4 separate regions of the Mus musculus genome follow, and regions 1, 3 and 4 are each linked to region 2. The links are chromatin loops, found by intact Hi-C in ENCODE. Cell type or tissue: heart. All regions are shown on one strand.

Region 1 (5,000 bases), 140 kb after region 2:
TCTTGCCATTTCCTACCAGCACACTCTCACACATCTTCGTGATGTGCCCTGGAAATAAATGGTACATCTAGCTTATATCTTCAAATAGTCCACAATTCTGTAAAAGGCATGATACAAATGTGCTGCAATGTGTTTGTCAACACACAAAAAGTCATGTGGGATGAGGAATGTCCAATTGAAGAAATGCTTCTATCAGATTGGCATATAGGCAAGTCCAAAGGGGCTTCTTGATTGTTGATTGGTTTGTGAGTGGCCAGCCTGCTGTGGGTGGTGTCACATCTGGGAAAGTGATTCTGGAAAGCGTGAGAAAGATAACTGGACATAAGCCATGGAATCAAGCAGAGTCCCTGTTAGTTCTTGCCTCTGCCCCTGCTTGAATCCTTTACCTGATTTTCCTCCATGATGAACTATGACCTGTAAGTTTCCTCCAGAGTTGCTCTTGGTCAGTGCTTTGTGACAACAACAGAAACCAAACAACCAAACTAGGACACAGATTTCTAGGAAATAAATACTCTGTGAGGAGGATTGCCGAGGGAGGACATGAATCTTAGCCTTGCCCATTATAGTTTCATGGTTTTATAGTCTCAACGTTCCCAGGAATGTCTCAAATATGGGACAAGTCTAATTTTTAAAAAAATTAACCATAGATATTGTTTGTAGGCAGCCTTCTGTTTTATACATGTGTATAAAATTAACTGTACAAAACTAGAACAAGAGACTTGTGCATTATAAATGGATGTTCATCCTTGGCAGCTCTGCACTGTTGGGCATATTGTACACTGGCAGCATCTGGTTATGGATTTAGCAGGGACTGAAACTCACCTGTGTATCTTGGTACAGAGTTATATTTACATAGAGGAGGGGGAAAAAGAACCCCTTTTCTAATTTGCACAAGACACCCTTCCACTGGTAGTAGTCCTGAATCTAAGAGATCAACTATTTCATATCCAGGGATAGAGATATAGCTCAGCTGAGAGAGTGTTTGGATAGCATGAATGAAGACTTAGGTTTGATCCCAACACTGCATAAATCAGAGATAGTAGAGCTTGCCACCTTAACTATCAGTACTTGGAAGGTAGAGATAGGATGATTGCAGGTTCAAGGTCATCTTCAGCTACCGAAGCTAGACTGAGATCACCCTTGGCTACATGAGCAACCTAAGATCTTTTTTTATTTTTGAGATTTTATTTATTTTATGCATATGAGTACACTGTAGCTGTCTTCAGACACACCAGAAGAGGGCGTTGAATCCTATTACAGATGGTTGTGAGCTACCATGTGGTTGCTGGGAATTGAGCTCAGAACCTCTGTAAGAGCAGTCAATGCTCTTAACCACTGAGCCATCTCTACAGCACAAGAGCCTATCTTTTTAAGAAGTGTTTTACAACTATTAAATTTTATAGACTGTTTTCTTTCATGTTTTCTTTTTTCCCTTTTCTTTTCTTTTCCTTTCTTTTCTTTTCTTTTCTTTTTTCTTTTTAACCATTAAGCCTCCAGTAGAACCATTTAGGACAAGGATCATCTATTTGAGCCCAAAGATTGGCAAATGAATTTCCTCCTGGAAGCAGGTATACTAAGCATGATATACTAAAGGTTTCTATTACTGTGATAAAATACTGTGACCAAAAGCAACTTAGAGAAAGAAGGGTTTATTTCAGTTTGTAGTCCACCATCCAGGGAAGTCAGGGCAGGAACCTGGAGACAGGAAGTGATGCAGAAACGAGGGTGGGGGGGATTGGAGAGGGGTTACTGCTTACTGGCTTGCTCACCATGCATGGCTTGCTCACCCTACTTTCTTATAGCACCCAGGACCAGCAGCCAATGAGTGTCACTGCCTACAGTGAGCTGGGCTCTCCCATATTAGTCTGCACGCAAGAAAATGCACCACAGCCCAGCTGAGGCATTTTCTCAATTGAGGTTCTTTCTTTCCAGAATGATTTCATGCATCAAGTTGACATAAAAGTAGCCAGCACACACGGAAATGTTGTTTGGCTTAGCTCTAATATTAGCACTTTCTCTTTCTCCCAGTTCCCACTTGTTTTTGATAAAGAAACATGGGGAAATTTCAATGACATTTTGAAGTAGGTGCACACATACTGCTGAACAGAGCTGTGCCTGCTGCTGGCAGGCAGCGCCACTTAGCGGTAGCTCAAGTTATAACTTCAGTAGCTGGCACATGACAGTCCAGGTTTGTGCTGGGAAGGCAGATTAGGTGCCTTTGCGCATAACATTAACAGAGAACAACTCTAACCCTCACGCAAACATAAGATGGTGTTACAGCATGCTGAGTGTCCCCTAAAGATCTGTATGGCAAGTGTTTGGGCCCCAGACTGTGGTACCATCAGTAGGTGGTAGAAACTTTATGAAATAAGACCCAATAGGAGGACTTTAGGATGTGTGCCTTGAAGGGGATAGGAAGTTACTATGGTGGTTGATAACACATATGTCAGATGTTCCATCTGGAACATGGCAGGTGCTCATAGCACAGAGAATAGGGTTTCAATGGTTTGTGGAGTGAAAAATTCCAAGTGAGATTTCCAGGGGCTCAACTTCCTGACTTTCAGATGGGGAGGGAGACAAGGTTCCAGTCAGGTTGCTGGCATGTAAGTACGTATCCTCTAGCCTTTCCCTGGCATCACAGCACACAAGTGGTTAGTTATAGACACTTTTTAAAGCCCCACAATCAGGTTGTCAGGCTTTTCACTCCCTCTGGGAGATGGAAGCACTAAGATGTCCTATGAAAGCTCTGTGCTGTTGGGGTTTGGGAGTAGGCAGGAATTATAATCTGTGCCTCTTCTCACCTACCATGGATCCCTGAAGTAATACTAGCACTGCCTGGGCCTGCTGACAGTCAGTGTCTTGACAGCATTGGTGATGCCAGCCCTGAGGCTGAGGACAGGTCCTGCTGCTCACAGCCTTGATGTATGACCAAGTCACTCTAAAAGGCTTAACGGTGCCTAGCCATGGCTCGGTCCAACAAGGCCAACAAGATTCTTACTTCAATTTCCATATCTGCTCCATTCATCACTCAACAGGCACTTGGCTTAGCTCCTGTTTGATTAGATGTTCCCAGAATCCTGTGTTCTTCTAGCGCCTCCTGGACTCCCAGCCCCACTGCAAATATGTCGACCCTGACAGTAGTCGTTTGAGTGACCTTGCTGAGACTATACCTGACATGCACTTGGCCCTCTCCCCATAGTCAGTTACCTGGTCTGACTATGACCTGACTCTCAACTTGAACTTGTTCCCTTTCTCTTCCTATAGTCCCTCAGAGTCTGGACATTGTGGTTCAATAGCTGGACAAAGTCTTGATCATCACTTACTAAGGTCAGAAAAGAGCTAAAGGGAGCAGAGAGGAGAAGAACCTTGTGTCCCCTAGGTAAAAATGCTGCTGTTACAGAATCAGAAGAGAGAGAGGAAAGGAGCTGGGGGGAGGATCAGATTCAGAACAAACACTAACGTGGCAAAAACAAAACAAAACAACAAAAAAACAAAAACAAAAAAAACCAAAAAACAAAAACAAAAAAAAACAAAAAAAAAAACCAGCATCTGTGGGCAAGATGAACCATAATTTGGTTTCTATTTCATATCATATTTGATAGCTCACAACTGTCTATAACTCCATCTTCCAGGGGGATACACCACCTCTGGCCTCTGTAGTCACACACATGCACATGTGCATAGCCACACAGAGACAGGCACATATACATATAATCAAAATATTTTAGATTTATTATTCTATGTATGTCCTGCCTGAATGTATGTATGTGCATGTTTGATGCCAATAGAGGTCAAAAGAGGGTGTTGGGTCCCTGGGAACTAGAGTTACAGATGGCTGTGAGTCACCATGTGGGTATTGGTAACTGAACTCTGAACATCTTCAAAAGAAGCACGCCCTGAACCATCTATCCAGTCCCTGAAATATATATATATATATATTAAAAAAAAACAGAGATCTTGTATAGATTTAACAGTCAAGCTCTGGGTAGTTGAAAAGTCTGACTACCAGATTCCAATAACCCCTAGTGACTTTGGGTACATTTCATTTCTCTAGAAATCATCTGGATTTCCTTATCTGAAAATCTTCCAGATTCAGGGAATCTCCCCACAAGCATCTCAGAAGTGACACAGAGGTCATTTCAAAGGTGAGGATTCAGTCTGGTCACCAGGAAGAAAAACACCTTTTCTAAGGCGCAGGGATGTTGAACCTCAGAACGTTACACATTCCTTCCAAAACAGTAGGCTGAGGGAAAAGCTATTTTCAGGCAGGACGTGACACATGGGCCAGTGCCCATGGAAGGTGAGGCAGACTGCTTAAACTGAAGTTAGAGGCTCAGCTTCTAGCTTTTCCTCTTCACTGGACTGGGTCACAGGCTAAACTGCGGGGTGGGATTCTGGAATGATCAGCTTGGTTCTGTGAATGGCTGTTTGCCATGGCAACAGGCATTGCAGAAATTCTGAGCCTGTTCTAATAGGAGCCTGCTCTAACAGACACCTGCTGCCCAGAGCTCTTTATCACGGGAGCAGGCTGCTTCTAGGATGCCTTCCTGGATCTTGGACTGGAGAAAAGCCCCCATGCTCTCTCCTCAGAGTCCACTTTTCCTCCAGAGTGCTTTCTTTTCTTCTGTCTTAGGTAAGCACACAGTGGATGTGGAAAAGCAAACTGGGCACACAATTTGTTCATAGCAACCTCGCAGGTTCCCCGGCCTTGGCTTCCACCAGTAGAAGGCAGCAAGCTGGAAAATGCTCTTTCCCCGCCCCAACCCCCTTGCTGAGCCTCCAAGCATTGCTGCTTCCCCTAGGAGGTTCACCCGGTCAATGCATCCTTATGTCCAATGCTCCAGCAGCTACAGTGGGTTGACAAGAATTGACAGGCTTTCCAGAGAGCAGTGGAGGCCGCGCCAGGTCTCCCCCTGGCGGCAGCCAGGATCCACCCAGGTTCTAGAACTTCTACCAGTACCTCTCTCCTCTCTTCCATGTTGCTGATAGGGACTACTACC
Region 2 (5,000 bases):
ACCTGCTTCAACCCTTTTCAGTCTACGGAATGTAACCCTGTAGCTACTAACGACTTCTGGTGCTGCTTAGTGCAGATATTCATACCCCCATCGTCTGTAGATGTGAGAACTAAACCTTTGTCATTTTGGTACCAAACCTCCTCTTATACAGCACGCGGATAAATGAGCTAGTCTCTTTTCAACAGTAATAGAAGAGAGGGGAGACCTTCCTGGAGTGGCACTAGAGCCCCACACACTTGCTACAGACAGTAATTCACATCACACACTTCACAGGCCCTGGGTTGATACTATGTATCTTTTTCCAAAGTTCCTTCTCTCAGCAAACCAGTAGCTGTTTCAGCATCCATTATTGAGGCTCTTGGAAACTGAGGCCCCAAGTACGTTCCTCATTAACAGAATTCTGAAAAGGTTAATGTGCTGATCATCAACCCAGGCTCACACCCAAGAGCCTTCCCTGTTCTTGAAGCCCTGAAAGTGGTTAGCATTTGAACTGTCCATCTTGTGGATGGAAGTTAATTTTTCTGTGCTATCCTTAAGTAATCCGTTCCAGCCCTGGCTTCTAGGCTGATATGTTGCAAGAATCTCCAGGGAGCAGGTGCTGAGCAGTCAGATGGCAGCTGTTGATCTGTTGAAATTCAGCAATTAGAGGATGCAGGAGAATGCTATGGCACACAGTTTACACTGAGCATTTCTTTCTGGTGGTAAACACTGCTTGTGTGTGTGTGCACACACACATATGATGTCTGTCCTCATGGACAGGTACATGTGTCCTTAAGAGAACCACATCTTCCCATTTGCCTGTCTCTATAGTGATTGATTCCTCTCATGTAGCCCAGGCTGGTCTCAGATTCCCTATGTAGCCCAGGATGATCATGAACTGATCCCTTTTCCTCCATTTCTTGGGTCATGGGCTCACAGACATGCACACCCTGTTGTGCAAGACTTGAACCCAGGGCTAGGTGAGCTGTCTACTTACTGACCTGCTTCCTTTATCCTTTCAATATGGTAGCTGAGGAGTTGGAAAGAAGACAAGAATAACACCTCCTGAAATGTAACCTGAAACTGGATTTGTTCTATAAATCCAAATGATTTTAAAATGAAAATCTTTTTGGAACATAAAGATCTTACTCAGGAAATGTTAAAAACCTGGATATTGATTTGGGATCATAGTATGATCTGAAATCAAAGTGAATCCAAGGCTCAGGTAGACAAAACAGTCATTATATCTCAGCTGGGGCCTTTTAAAAAGGTAAAGTGAAAATCTTCACCAACTCCAACACCACATTTAAATTCCACCCACAGTGTACGCAAAGAAAAAAAGAAAGAAAGAAAGAAAGAAAGAAAGAAAGAAAGAAAGAAAGAAAGAAAGAAAGAAAGAGAGAAAGAAAGACCTGCTACTGATTTATTTTTCTGAACCCAGAAAAATAGCTGTTTTGCTTTCAGGGGTAGACCTGATAAATCTGCTTCTCTCTCTCTCCCCAGGCTCTTCTGCTCCAAAGCCCACCTAACATTTCACAGAAACACAAAAACCAGACAAATCAAAAGGGCTGGGTGGGAATTCGCATGTGTTGGCTTAACTTTGGTGCTGGGAATAAGATCTCACGACGACCTCTGGGGCTAAGGGATATGAATTTCCCCAGCTCGGACCTGGCAGAGCGACATCAGATGACCACGCTGACAGTCATGTTCTGGCCATGAGGCACAATCTTGCGGGGCCAGGACAGCAGCATCTTGCGCAGCTCCTCTCGAAAGCTGTCGTGCAGCCATGCATAGATGAAGGGGTTGTAGCAGGCGGAGCTCATAGCAAGCCAGTGGCAGAGTAGCTGCACCAGCCCGAAGGCGTAGGGGTCGATGGCACGCGGGTCCAGGTCTCGCAATAGGTTGAAAATGTGCAGCGGCAGCCAGCAGACCGCGAACACTACCACCACCACCACCAGCAGACAGAAAGTGCGGCGGCGACGCGCTCGGTCCCAGTCAGCTTGACTCTGGGTCACGCTGCCAGGCACCACGCGGTTCCTCAGCTTCACTGACACCCGTACGTAAGACAGGAGGATGGCCAGCAGGGGGAGCAAATAGGTGCCCAGAAGCAGCCCCCAGGCGTAGATCTGGCGTTGGCGCTCCTGCGAGCCCCAGAACTCCTCGCAGAGGCTCACGTCGTGGGGCTTGAGCTCCACATGGTAGGTGTGCACCGCGGCCGGCAGCGCCAGCACTGCAGATAGAGCCCAGATGCCCAGCACCGCGTAGGCGCTGAGCCTCAGTGAAATGCGCCGACGTAGCGGGTGCACCAGAACCACATAGCGGTCCAAGGCGATTGTGGTGAGTGTGAACACCGATACATAGACGGTGACCGGCTGCAGGAAGAAAACCAGATGACACAGGCCTCCACCGAACACCCAGCCCCGAGGTTCAAAGGCATAAGCTAGCGTGAGAGGCACACAGGCGGCACACATGAGCACGTCGGACAAGGCCAGGTTGCCAATGAGGAAGTTGGTCACGTTGTGCAGCCGGCGCACGCGCGCGATCACCAGCACAAGCAGGCAGTTGCCCACCAGACCCACGACCACCACGATGCTGTACAGCATCACGATCAACCCCTTCAGCTGGTGCACCAGCTGCAGGCTCTGGAACGGCGTGACTGCTGCAGCTCGGGGAACCGTTGCAGACAGGTTGCCCTCCGAGGCCTCTGCGCTCTGGTTGGCTGGAGTCGAGCTAGCTGGCAACAGCCCAGAAGACAAATCGGGGTCTCCAGTGGTCTCAGTGGACAGTGAGGTCATGGCTACCTGTTCAAAGGTAATCAAAGTTGTCACTTTCCATCTTCCCTCGTGTACCTTTTCCCACCACCCAACTCCTCTCTTGGACACAAGACCCAGAACATCAAGCGCAATGAATGTTGTCCTTCCAGTTCTATAAAAATAAGCCTAACACAGGTTCTTTAAACAGCTCCTATTCGTGGATAGCTCTCGCGGTCCCCGGAAGGCAGACCGGGGAGCTGGCCCTACCTGTGAGCAGGCTTGGCTGGCGGGAAAAGGCTCTCAAAGGCGGGAGCAGACCGCCTGCTGTTCCTCAGGGGTCCTCAGCCAACAATGGACGCTCGCTCGGGTTGCTCTCTTCTACTAACGGATTCAGTAGTTCCCAGTGGGTCAGCAGCTTGTGAGGGGTCTGGGAGCTCCTCCCCTCCACCTCTTCCTGACTTCAGCTCTCCCTTCAATGGAAGATGGGGGCGGAGCTTACTGCCCAACTCTGTGCTTAAGAGGAGCAGCATGTGTAGTAGGAATAAGCAAGAAAGGGGGTGGGGCCAGGAACCTGGGCCCCACGCTCCAGGGTGATCTCCACTTCGGAAGTGTGCAGTGCCCCTGGAGAAGCTGTTCCAGAGGGGCGTGTCCCAGGGGATGACAGAGGAGGTGCGGGAAGCGCCAATTTGTGATGTCCACCAGGTGTAGTCTCCAAAGGCTGAGAGGATTTGGAAATAGGGAAATGTAGATAAACTAGGGAGTGAAGGGAAGTCCTCACAGGACAGCTCCAGATCCTGCAGAGCTCCAACTGCAGCTGACAGAGTCGCTAGAGTTTGGGGTCTAGCAGAGCTTTGTTATGCTGCACCTGTCGCTGGTCAGGGATTTTAGGGCTCTAGCACTCCAGTGTATCCTTTGAGCCTTTTGCAGGTGTGGTGGCCAGAGTTTCCTCTCAAAGGGAAAAAATCAGCACCACGGGCAGCTCCCCAGTGCTGTGTGGGTACGGCGCAAGGGGGCTCGCGACAATCGAAATTACTGCAGCTCTGTGGATCTGAGGCTTGCTCCCTGGAGCAAAAAAAAAAAAAGAAGTGCAGGATGGAGATTGAAGGGTGACTTTGGCTCCGATATGGATCATCACCAGGGACCGTGCCATCATTTACCTCCCTAGCTCAGAAAAACGCAGCCATCAGGCCAGTTTGTGCTCTATAAATTCACCCCAATATCTGAACCCTGCCACTCTTTGCTCATTTCTCTTTGTCGCTACAGCAACCCAAGGCGCCACCTGTCCTAGCAGAGATTGTTGAGTTCCTGACTTTCTTGTCCTCCTAGAATAAAAGCCCTTCCTATGTCGGTTTAGATATTTTTTTCTTTTTTACGTACTAGCGGTTGCAGGGTTTCAGAAAGAATAACAAAGGTGACATTTGAAAAGGTTAAGTTTCATAAGATCTTTAGTAGCATGAAGTTGTCACTGAAATATAAGTTAAGCTGCACAGTGAGAGGTCTGTCAGGAAAGGGGCTTTGTAACCACCCTGTTCAGAAGCCAGGGCTTCTGAAGGAGGCTGAGTTTCAATGTCTAGTCCTCTCTGGTAAGCCCTACTTTAGCCTCTGGGGCTTCAGATATCTCAGTTCTACTAGAAAGCTTTAACAAGTCATTCCACTCTTGAAATTCCAGTGAGTCACTCACACAAGAAGAAAAGTCAGTTATAGCACAAAAGCTACCCATTATTGTGCTATTTCCACTCTACACCCACACTCTCTGAGCGATAATACATGTAGCAGAAACCAGTATGAAAGTCAGAGTGGTAAGTAGTTCACGTGTGTACTGGGGCACTTTCCAGAGAAGGTAATTTACCACTTGCCAAATAAATCTGGTAAAGGACTATAAACACTGGCAAAGCTAATAAGTAACGTGGCTGGGATTTCTATCCAGATCTGCCTTACTTCAGAGAAAACCTCTGTGTGTATGTGTGTGTATGTGTGTGTGTGTGTGTGTGTGTGTGTGTGTGTGTGTGTGTGTATGTGTGTGTGTGTGCATGTGTATGTCTGTGTTTGTGTGTATGCATGTGTGTGGGCATGTGTCTCTGTGTGTGTGGTGAGTGTGTGTGTATGCATATATGTGCATGTGTATGTCTGTGTATGTGTGTATACATGTGTGTGGGCATGTGTCTCTGTGTGTGTATCTGTGTGTGTGTCAGTGTGTGTCTGTGTGGTAAGTGTGTGTGTATGTTTGTATGCATGTGTGTGCATATGTGTATCTGTATTATGTGTGTG
Region 3 (5,000 bases), 86 kb after region 2:
CCAGACCGCTGTGCACCTTCCCTGCAAGAGGAGAGTACTCTGACCACTGAGACTCAGAAGAGAGCTGGACTCCCAGGACAGCTGACATGCTAACAGAATCACAGGAGAAACAGGCTCCAGCCAGAGACAACCATAACAACTAACACCAGAGATTACCAGATGGCAAAAGGCAAATGCAAGAATCTTACCAACAGAAACCAAGACTGCTCACCATCATCAGAATCCAGCACTCCCACCTCAGCCAGTCCTGGATACCCCAACACACCCAAAAAGCAAGACTCGGATTCAAAATCATCTCTCATTATGATGGTAGAAGACATCAAGATGGGCTTTAATAACTTAAATAAATACAGGAGAACACTGTTAAACAGGTAGAAGTCCTTAAAGAATCACAGAAAAACACTGCTAAACTGGTAGAAGTCCTTAAAGAGGAAACACAAAAATCCCTTAAAGAATTAAAGGAAAACACAACCAAACAGGCACTCACTGATAAGTGGATTTTAGCCTAGAAACTTTGAATACCCAAGATACAATTTGCAAAACACAAGAAAATCAAGAAGAACGAAGACCAAAGTGTGGATAACTTCATTCCTTCTTAGAATAGGGAACAAAACACCCATGGAAGGAGTTACAGAGACAAAATTTGGAGCCAAGACGAAAGGATGTACCATCCAGAGACTACCCCACCCAGGGAGCCATCCCATAATCAGCCACCAAACCCAGACACTATTGCATATGCCAGCAAGATTTTGCTGAAGGGACCCTGTTATAGCTGTCTCTTGTGAGGCTATGCCAGTGCCTGGCAAACACAGAAGTGGATACTCACAGTCATCTATGGGATGGAACACAGGGCCCCCAATGGAGGAGCTAGAGAAAGTACCCAAGGAGCTGAAGGGGTCTGCAACCCTATAGGTGGAACAACAATATGAACTAACCAGTACCCCCAGAGCTCGTGTCTCTTTGCAGTCACCTGCGCCTCTGCCTCTGCCCCTCGGCCCCTCTGCCTCTGCCTCCCCAGTGGTATACACGTGTCACTCATACCCTACCATATAGGACATTCCCAAGTGAGATTGGTTGCTTTATTTTCTAATTCACACATGTACAATTTGATCCACCACTGCTTGCATTATCATTGCAAATGTCAACAAAATTACAGGGGAAATAATACACAGTAGAAAGCCTGTATTTAGCAGAGCCTTGAACAAGTTTAAGGGCCCCCAGAGTTACTCTAGTGAGCATATCAGGTGAACTGAGTTCTAAGGACTGGTCATGCTAGGTCCTTTGAAGAACAGCAAGCATTCTGAACAGCTAAACAGCTGAACAGTTCCAGTTAGTTCCTAAGGATTTATTTCTTAAAGGAAAATTTCCCCTATCTTTTGAAACAAGCACATAGCTGTCTCAAAGCAAACCTTAAAAAATAACATATTCTATGATCTATGGGAGCAAAACGAGATGTCTCAGAAGTAAAGGGCCTTTTTAAAACCTTTTTAGGGCTGGTGAGATGGCTCAGTGGGTTAGAGCACCCGACTGCTCTTCCGAAGGTCCAGAGTTCAAATCCCAGCAACCACATGGTGGCTCACAACCATCCGTAACGAGATCTGACTCCCTCTTCTGGTGTGTCTGAAGACAGCTACAATGTACTTACATATAATAAATAAATAAATCTAAAAAAAAAAAAAAAAACCTTTTTAAAAAATATAATCTATATAAATATATTCTACAGTCTGGTAATAAGCAAATGTAGGTAGTATCTGCTTGTCCTTCTATCTGTCTCAACTGAAACAAGCAGATGCTTCAAAAATCTTAACTGTACTGCAGATATGTGCTTTCTAGCAACTTACAGAATGTCACTTCTGAATCTGTCTGAGAACCTAAGATCATGCTAAGCCTGCAATGAAACAGGTTAAGGAGAAGTCTCTACCCTCAGAGGCTCATGATGAACATTAAAACCACTGTCTGAATGAGCACTTGTGGAAATGGCTCAGGGTTAGATTAGATTGTCTCACTGGAAAATTCTCCTGTAAGAACGACTTTCTGTAGGCAACTGCTTCAGTGAAAAGCCTTCAGCAGTTCACAAGTAAAAGAGTTACTAATGGTAATGATATCTATTTTGCTTGAGGTCTAGGAAGAAAGGTAACCAGGTAAATTTCTTTTAAGGTAGGGAGAGAGGGAAGGAGGGAGGATGTGTGTGTGTGTATGTGTGTGTGTGTGAGAGAGAGAGAGAGAGAGAGAGACAGAGACAGAGAGACAGAGACAGTAACCTCATGTGCATGGGTATCCATGGAGTCCAGAACAGTACATCAGAACCTCTTAGAGCTGGAGTTACAGGCTGCTGTGAGCTGCCCAATGTAAGTGGTAAGATCAAATTCTAGTTCTGCACAAGAGCTATAAACACTTTTAACCATTTCTTCAGTCCAATAACTTTATTACCTAAAATCTTCAGTCTAGCAAGAAGAAAAGAAGTATACTTGGGGAAGTAAAGAGGTTATTTGTTCATCTGCTTGTTTTAAGACACACTTTGAATGTCAACAGATTTAAATTTTAAGGCCTTTATTTTTTTCATTTTGCCAAGACAACTGCAAGCAACCAGTTGGATTGTACTGCCACCCACTGGGCAAAAAGCAAATAGCAATGCAACACCTGCCCAGCTTTAACACCATCAAAAGATGGATGGCCCTTTACTTGCAGCTGGACAAGAAGGCTTATATATAAGTAGATGTTTGTACAGACTGAATAAAATTAAGTAAAAGAGACTAGCTATAGCTTAGTTCCAACTAATTTTATTATTGATCTGTCAATTATAGTAACTAGAAACCTAAGATATATTTAGCTTAAACATATCAAAAGTATTAATTTTATTAAAATATTTTAAGTGTACCTAATCAACTTCCTTTTAATTAAAACAGCTAACAAACACCTCTCTAAACTGCTGTTTAGAAATTTAAGAATGAAAATGTGTACCATTCCACAGCCCCCTTGCTCTGGATCTGAACAGAAAATTATCTGTGCTGTTTCCCCCACTTTAATGTTATTTATTGTCTTTCCCTGGAAGCAGACTGCTTAAACAACTTAGTAATGTGAAGTTCCAAACTACTGAAAATGAGCAACTCTTAATGGTCAGTGAACTGCATCAAAAGCCACAACGCTCAGGTGGCTAAAGTGAAGATGCACTACAGTTCAACCAAGTGCACTTAACTTATCCACAAAATGCTTAGGAAAAAGTGGTTCACAACTGTTCCAATGGATTCTGCATCACATACATACACAAACACACACGGGGGGGGGGGGGAGATAAAATACAGCTTTCTTGCTCACTCATGTTGTATACCTGTGCTGAGAGTTTGATCCACGTTATCCTTACTTAGGACCAGAATTAAGAGGAACCTTTGCAGCTGAAGGGGTTTGTAACTCCATAGGAAGAATAACAATATCAACCAACCAGACCCCTGCCCAAGACTCCCAAGGACTAAACCACCAACCAAAGAGTACACAGGGAGGGACCCATGGCTCCAGCTGCATATGTAGCAGAGAATTGCTTTATCTGGCAATGGGAGGGGAGGGCCTTGGTCCTGTGAAGGATCAATGCCCCAGTGTAGGGGAATGCTAGGGCAGTAAGGCAGGAGTGGGTGGGTGTGAGAGCACCCTCATAAAAGCAGGGAGGAGGGGGATAGGATCGGGGATTTGCAGAGGGGAAACAAAGTAGGGGGGATAACTTTGAAATGTAAATAAAGATGAACATTTGCCATTGGGAACACCAAGGCAAGGAAGCAGCAACATAAGGAACTGCAGAGCCAACATTAAGTATTCCTGCGTTTGTGGACACACTACTTTCAGGAACAACTCATGTGCCAAAAGTCATTTGGTATGGCCTAATTTCAAGGTAGTGAGCGAGTACAACTCTACTATATCTGCAGACGGAACTGGGAACTGGAAACAAGGTCAGCAGCACTACAGCTGGCACATTCACCTCAAGTCCTAAATCAAGGCCATGGTAGGCTGACAGACACTAGCATGAGTCATTCAGATTGCAATTCTCAAAAGTACACACTGTTCAAAAGATGGCATCCTGATGGATAGTTAAACACAACAACCCGCACAATAGTTAGCATGACAGTGGCAACATAAACATTAAAGTCTGCCAGGGGTAGAGGATTCAAAGTGGAGGCAACCATAGCAGAGCAGCAGAACACTTCCTTGGCAGGAAAGAGGAGCTACTGGAAAAAGAAACCAGATGGGAAAAAGATCTGAATATGTAAAGGTGCAATCAACCAAAAAGCAAAATACTGCTGTGCAGTTCTCATGGAAAGGTAATTACACAAGGAGTCTTCAACTCCTCATCAAGGGCTACTGTCTTGCTCTGGAAGGAATGAAGTCAGAGAGTTAAGAAAAGGTGCACAGATATATTTGAAAATTTTTCACAGTAGAGAAAATTAGCCAGGACTTGGAACTCAGTTTATTTTCCTACTCAGTCACTCTTGACATCACAGAATATTAAAATGATCATTATGTCTTTTTCCATAAAAGCTGCTAAAGAATAAAGCTGCAATTTTTCTGTAATTCTAGCATCTAGGTACTGTATACTAAGGCCTAGCATACATAGCATAAATATTTGTTAATGGTTCATGGTTTTTACACTAAGACTAGAGCCACATGTATACCTTATTTTACTCAGAGCTTGGAAAATTTTGAAGGCACTATGATAGGGCTCCAGTAAGACCTGAGACCACACACTGATATTTCTGGGAAAGTTAAAGGGTCCCAGTAAATTATTCACACAAATTAAGATCAAGTTTTGGGTTGTATTTTATGTGTATGAGTGTTTTGCCTGCATGTATGCATGTGTACGACTTGCAAACTTGATGCTCAGACCTGTCAGAGGTGGCATCAGAATCCCTGGAACTAAAGTTGTAGATGGCATAAGCTACCATGGAGGAGCTGAAAATTGAACCTAGAGAGCAACAAGTGCTCTCAACCACTGAGCCATCTCTCTCACCCCATAT
Region 4 (5,000 bases), 79 kb after region 2:
ACTTAGTGTTTATATCTATTTATGAACTTGAGAAATTTTACACATAAAATCTGAGTCTTTCAAGGCAATTTTAGCAATTCATTTCTACTCTAAATTATAGGTCTGTTTCTTTTACAGATTCATCAAAAATAAGTATTTCCAAGCACTTTTTAAAGAGTAATTTAAAAGTAATTGTAAGTTACATTTAACAATGGCATGATATATTTTTCCTTTTTAATGATATATATATGTATATGTATTCTGTGAACTATCTAATTCATATCAGACAAAAACATAGTATTGCTGACTTTTTTCTAATTAATCCATAAAAGTTAATTATCAAAGACAATAAATCTGTGTCTAGTATTTTACAAATTTCCTACAATGTTCCCCATCTACTTTTGTTTTGGGTATTTTTCTGAACAAAGGTGTTTCAAGCTTTCCTCATCTAATACTCTCCTTCCTGACAGGATTTAAAGGTCTCCTCTCAGCAAGTACATAGGAATGAGACCTGTGGGGATCCTGGGGGGTGGGGGACAGCACAGAGGAAGAGAGGGTTAGAGAAAAACACATGCAGAATGTACTATATACACGTATGAAACTGTTAAAGAACAAATTTAATAAAAGAAAATTGTGGGAGGGATGGAGAAGAAATGCCCTTCTAGCTTTCTCACCTCCAATTTCTGGCTTATTCCACTTAGATGTGCTGTAAGAATAAGGTGGTGAATTAGGCTCCATATTCATAAACACACCCATCTGTAAACTGACTCAGGAATGGGAAAAAATTATAACTATAGTAAATAAAAACAGAACACAATTAGCCTTGCATGGTTTGGGAAAGAAAGGGTGACAGAGCTCTAACTTACCATATATATGAAAAGAGGCACGATGCTCTGCAATGCTCCCATATACTGTCCCAGAGCTATATTAAATCTTTCAATATAGAGGTCTGGAGGGCTGGCCTGTGGGAAAGAATATCAACGTAAGTACTCTGGGAAACCAGCTGAAAGTACTTCTTCAACCCCAGCAATATAAACTCAGAAAGAACCTAAAATGGGGAGGTACTTATACTCTAAAGTCAGTTCAGATTTTTTTTTGTTCCAAAGTCTATTCTATGACACTTTAGTCACTTTAAAAAACTATATGGCTTTAACATATTAGCTAAAAAGTATGATTTTAATAAATCACCACTGAATTAGAGATAGTTCTTAAAGGAATCAAACCATATTAGGACCTGGAATTAGGGGGGACAGAATTCAAGTAAGTAAAGCAGGCTCTAGACACTACCAGAGGCTGAATTGATGTCAAGCAGTTAAGCATGCTTGCTCCTCTTACAAAAGAACCAAGGTTCAGCTTCCATCACCCACATGGTAGCTGACAACCACCTAAACCTTTGGTTCTAGGGAATCCAATACTATCTTCTGGTCTCCACAAGCACTGTATCATGTGGTATACAAACATACAATGAAGTAAAGCACTGACAAGTATAAAATAAAGTAAACCAATCTTTTAAGACACTATTAGAGTGGCTAATACATTTTTAAATTTTATCTCCATTGTAAACAGCTTCTCTAGTTAACCAACTGTCAACAAGAGAAGTAAGGACTCAAATGATTCACATATACCTGCAGGTCTAGACTGAAGTACAGTATAATGCACATCTAACGTCACTCACTCCTACAAAATACTAAGTCACAAATTCACCAAGGAACCTCTCCAAATTTACTGTACGTTGACTGAACATGTCTTGTCTCCCAGTATAGCTATAACTGAAGTAAGGAAATAATTAAAATTCCATGAAGTCATAAGGGCATGGCCCCACATCCTACAAAGACCATGCCCTTAAAGAGACAAAGGGTTTCTAAATCTTTGCTATCAAAATGTGGCACGGAGAAGGCTTTGGTGAGAATGTTTCAGCTGCAATCCAGGAGGAGTCTTCACCAGGAACCCATAAGCCAGAACCTCAATCTAGAAACTTCTCCGCTTCCAAACCGATATAAGAAATAACTTAAACTGCCCAGTCTATGGTATTTTGTTGTAGTACCATAAGATGATATGTTTTACAAAACTATATCCATGTACTATTTTATTTTATTCTTTAAGTTAATTTAACATTAAAGAAGCCTAAATAAAAGATTAAATTAATTAAATTTTAAAAGATTAAATTTTAGCAAATGATAATTAAATTATAAATTATAATTAAATTACTTAAATTAAATAAATTTAAATTAAATTATTAATTAAATTTTAAAATGTTAAATTTAAAGGGATTAAAATATTAGCAAATGATAAGATACATGAACTAAAAATTTCTGAGCCACAGTGTTGGGGAATGGGAAGGTATAAAATATAAAAACAAAACATTCCACACATAAGGTCTGTTCTTTGAAAACTTCATCACCTGACAACCAGACCTTAAAGACAACATCATGCTTTCATGTTCTACCACACTAAGACTCCTAAGTACCAAGTTCAACCATATGAAATTAGGGGGCTGGAGAAATGGCTCAGTGGTTAAGGGTGCTTGCTGTTCTCCCAGAAGACCTGAGTTTGGATCCCAGAACCCTATCAAGCAGCTCACAACCTGTAATTCCAGAACCAAGGATTCCAGCCCTCTAACTGGCCTCTTCAGGTACCCATCCACTCATATACAGAGACATACACATAAACTAAGTAAAATTATACAAACTGTGCCTTAAGCTATTTGAGAAATGTTGAATGTTCTAATACCTCTAAAGGAGTCACCTCATAATGCTTCTACCTAGGAGCTTGGAATATATGCTGGGAACTATCTCTACTTCATCTTTCATTACAGAGTACTTAAAGGTCTGGTGTTTATCTTCCCATTTCTTTTCCTAGTCTTCCTAACTACCTGTGGAATAAAAGTTGTCTCTATCATACATAAGAGGGAAACAGCTCAGAAATATTTAACCATTTGAGTATGATCCCAAGCTAATAAGCACTAAGACTCAATCAGATTCCAGCAACTTCTTAGTACTCCAAAATCCCCACTACCATCTTTTTTCTTAAGTTCACACCTCTCAATTTAGAGCACACTGTCTACTTCTGATTCCACAGCCTACACCTTCTTTCTTATACACAACCCAGCTCAGTACATGGACCAACTAACCAATCCCAAGTAGAATCAGTGTTGTTCTGTCTGCCCAAACATCTCTCTACCCACGCCTCACCAAACTTACTCTTTTCCTTCAAGTTTTGTCACTTTCTCAAAACATCTGAGTTCCCTTCAGTGGAGCAAACCACTTACTGCTCCTACTGAGTAATCTCTGCTACTAACTGCAAGCCCCTGAGGCAACAATCTGTACCTTACCTGCTCTTCTCCAATCTAACCACAATGCCTAGAATACAGGATACAGGGAGAGGTATATTTTTCAAAAGCAGGGTCTTTTGAAATCTAAACTTTACAACATCTAAATCTAACCTAGCACTGTTTAAATCTAAATTTCTACTTTAGTATTATCAAGGTTCTAGTGTACTGAGCAACTAATGCATCACTTTGAATTTCAATTTCTATGCTAAGGAGCAATACTCACACTATGCTATTTCTGAGAATGTGGCAAAAATAAGAGAAAATCTGGAACCGCTTTGAAAAAAGACACATACTGTAAAACTATATATGAGCAAGGGTGCACAGCAGCCATGTGCCTAACACTTAGAAAAATCCATTCATATTTTAAAAAGCAATCTTCGCCAACCAGAGAACTTAGGAGAAATGGCTTGCATCACAAGCAAGCCTAACTACCCTTAATGAACAGACTGGCATACACCATCTTCCTCAAAGAAGCTTCAAAGAACTTAGGAAATGATATTCAGCACTCAAAGAAGTAAATTCTACCCATATAGAAGAAAAAATTTGAAAAGCTATTACATTAAAATTTTTTTTTCATTTTCATAAAAGGACACTTCGTCTAAGTGTTAAAAAAAACATGAACACTGATCAAAAGGCACATTTAACAGCAGAGAGAATAAATACAATTGAACTCCTTATTCCTTTACAAAGTCATAAAGCCTCAAAGGTTAGGAGTATTAAAAAGTACTTTTTGTGCTAAATCAAATGTCAGAACACTTAACTTTTTTACTTCCACATTTCATGTTGCACTTACTCAAAACCTTTGAAATGACAGGACTATAAATTATGACAGTCTGAGAAAATAAACTCCATCTATTCCAGGAAACTAGAAATAAATGTGACTTTGAAAATCCTAATCAAACTGTTCCTCTTTAAAACTTACATCCAATAAACTCTGGTCCCCACTGAGAAAAATGATGCCTAGTTGAGTTTCACTATTCCAAAATGGTATTATTTGGCTTGAACATTAATTGGAAAAATAATCCATCATATCAAAAAGGAAGAAACAAGCTGCAGAAAAAAATAATAATTATTCTAAACTTCTTGCAATTTTTAGGGGAAGTAGTGCAGGTGCTTTGGACAGAACCCACAGCTAAACCCTCAGCCCCCTCCTTATTTAGTTTAAAATTTTAGTCAGTTCAAATGGGTTTAGTGTTTTAAGTTAACTTCCTACTCCCTGAAACCACCACTTAATTATTTTCTATCCTTCTGAAAAATACATTGCTTGTAGAAATAAGAGTATGATAGCTCTCTATACACATGTGAATATCAATCTGTAATCTATCTTGGAGTAAGTTTTATTGTATTGCATCTTAAACATTTTGGCCTCAGGAACCATTTGCACTATTTAAATAACTGAAGATGGGGCTGAAGAGATGGCTCAGTAGTTAAGAGCACCTACTGCTCTTATAGGGAACCCAGGATTGGATTCCAGCTCACGCATGACAGTTCACAGGGATCTGATGCTGTCTTCTTGCTGCCATAGGGTCCTGTACCCATATAAAGCACATAAACTCATGTGGATGCACAAATACACATGAAAATAATAAATGATAAATCTTTAAGCCTGAAGGCTCCAAAAAGCCTTTAGTTTTATGTGGGCTACAGCAAATGCTTTTCTATCTGGAATTAGTAAAGGTGCAGTGAAGAG

Evidence for each region. A loop is a pair of places that touch in the nucleus more often than their neighbours do. Peaks named below come from ENCODE experiments on the same cell type or tissue, not always from the same donor. Only the 100,000 strongest peaks of a DNase experiment are listed, where the experiment ranks them.
Region 1: it touches region 2 in a loop (10-fold over the local background); 9 of 42 quality-filtered maps call a loop at or near these places.
Region 3: a loop joins it to region 2, with 6 times the contacts of the local background. A loop is called at or near these places in 9 of 42 quality-filtered maps.
Region 4: it touches region 2 in a loop (2.8-fold over the local background); 9 of 42 quality-filtered maps call a loop at or near these places.

The regions. Positions count from the first base shown.
Region 1 is chr19:60,606,839-60,611,838 of GRCm38, forward strand. Gm46652 (a long non-coding RNA gene) reads left to right here and starts at 4,392. Exons shown (of 2, transcript XR_003952898.1): 1 at 4,392-4,633. In heart, CTCF peaks have their summits at 2,145 and 4,919 (motif pointing left); no DNase peak of the experiment used is centred here; H3K27me3 peaks cover 241 bases.
Region 2 is chr19:60,465,353-60,470,352 of GRCm38, forward strand. Prlhr (prolactin releasing hormone receptor) reads right to left here and starts at 2,952. Exons shown (of 1, transcript NM_201615.2): 1 at 1,381-2,952. The coding sequence starts at 2,774. The coding sequence ends at 1,662. In heart, a CTCF peak has its summit at 2,062 (motif pointing right); a DNase peak (open chromatin) is centred at 2,059; H3K4me3 peaks cover 1,167 bases; H3K27me3 peaks cover 4,410 bases.
Region 3 is chr19:60,551,097-60,556,096 of GRCm38, forward strand. All of the region lies in intron 3 of Cacul1 (CDK2 associated, cullin domain 1), which reads right to left. It overlaps Gm41884 (a long non-coding RNA gene), which reads right to left and starts at 16. Exons shown (of 2, transcript XR_877980.1): 1 at 1-16. In heart, no CTCF peak of the experiment used is centred here; no DNase peak of the experiment used is centred here.
Region 4 is chr19:60,544,601-60,549,600 of GRCm38, forward strand. Cacul1 (CDK2 associated, cullin domain 1) reads right to left here. Exons shown (of 9, transcript NM_030197.2): 4 at 846-941. It overlaps Gm41884 (a long non-coding RNA gene), which reads right to left. Exons shown (of 2, transcript XR_877980.1): 2 at 2,830-4,360. Among named protein-coding and RNA genes, the nearest start is that of Gm41884, 4.0 kb to the right of the region's middle. In heart, no CTCF peak of the experiment used is centred here; no DNase peak of the experiment used is centred here.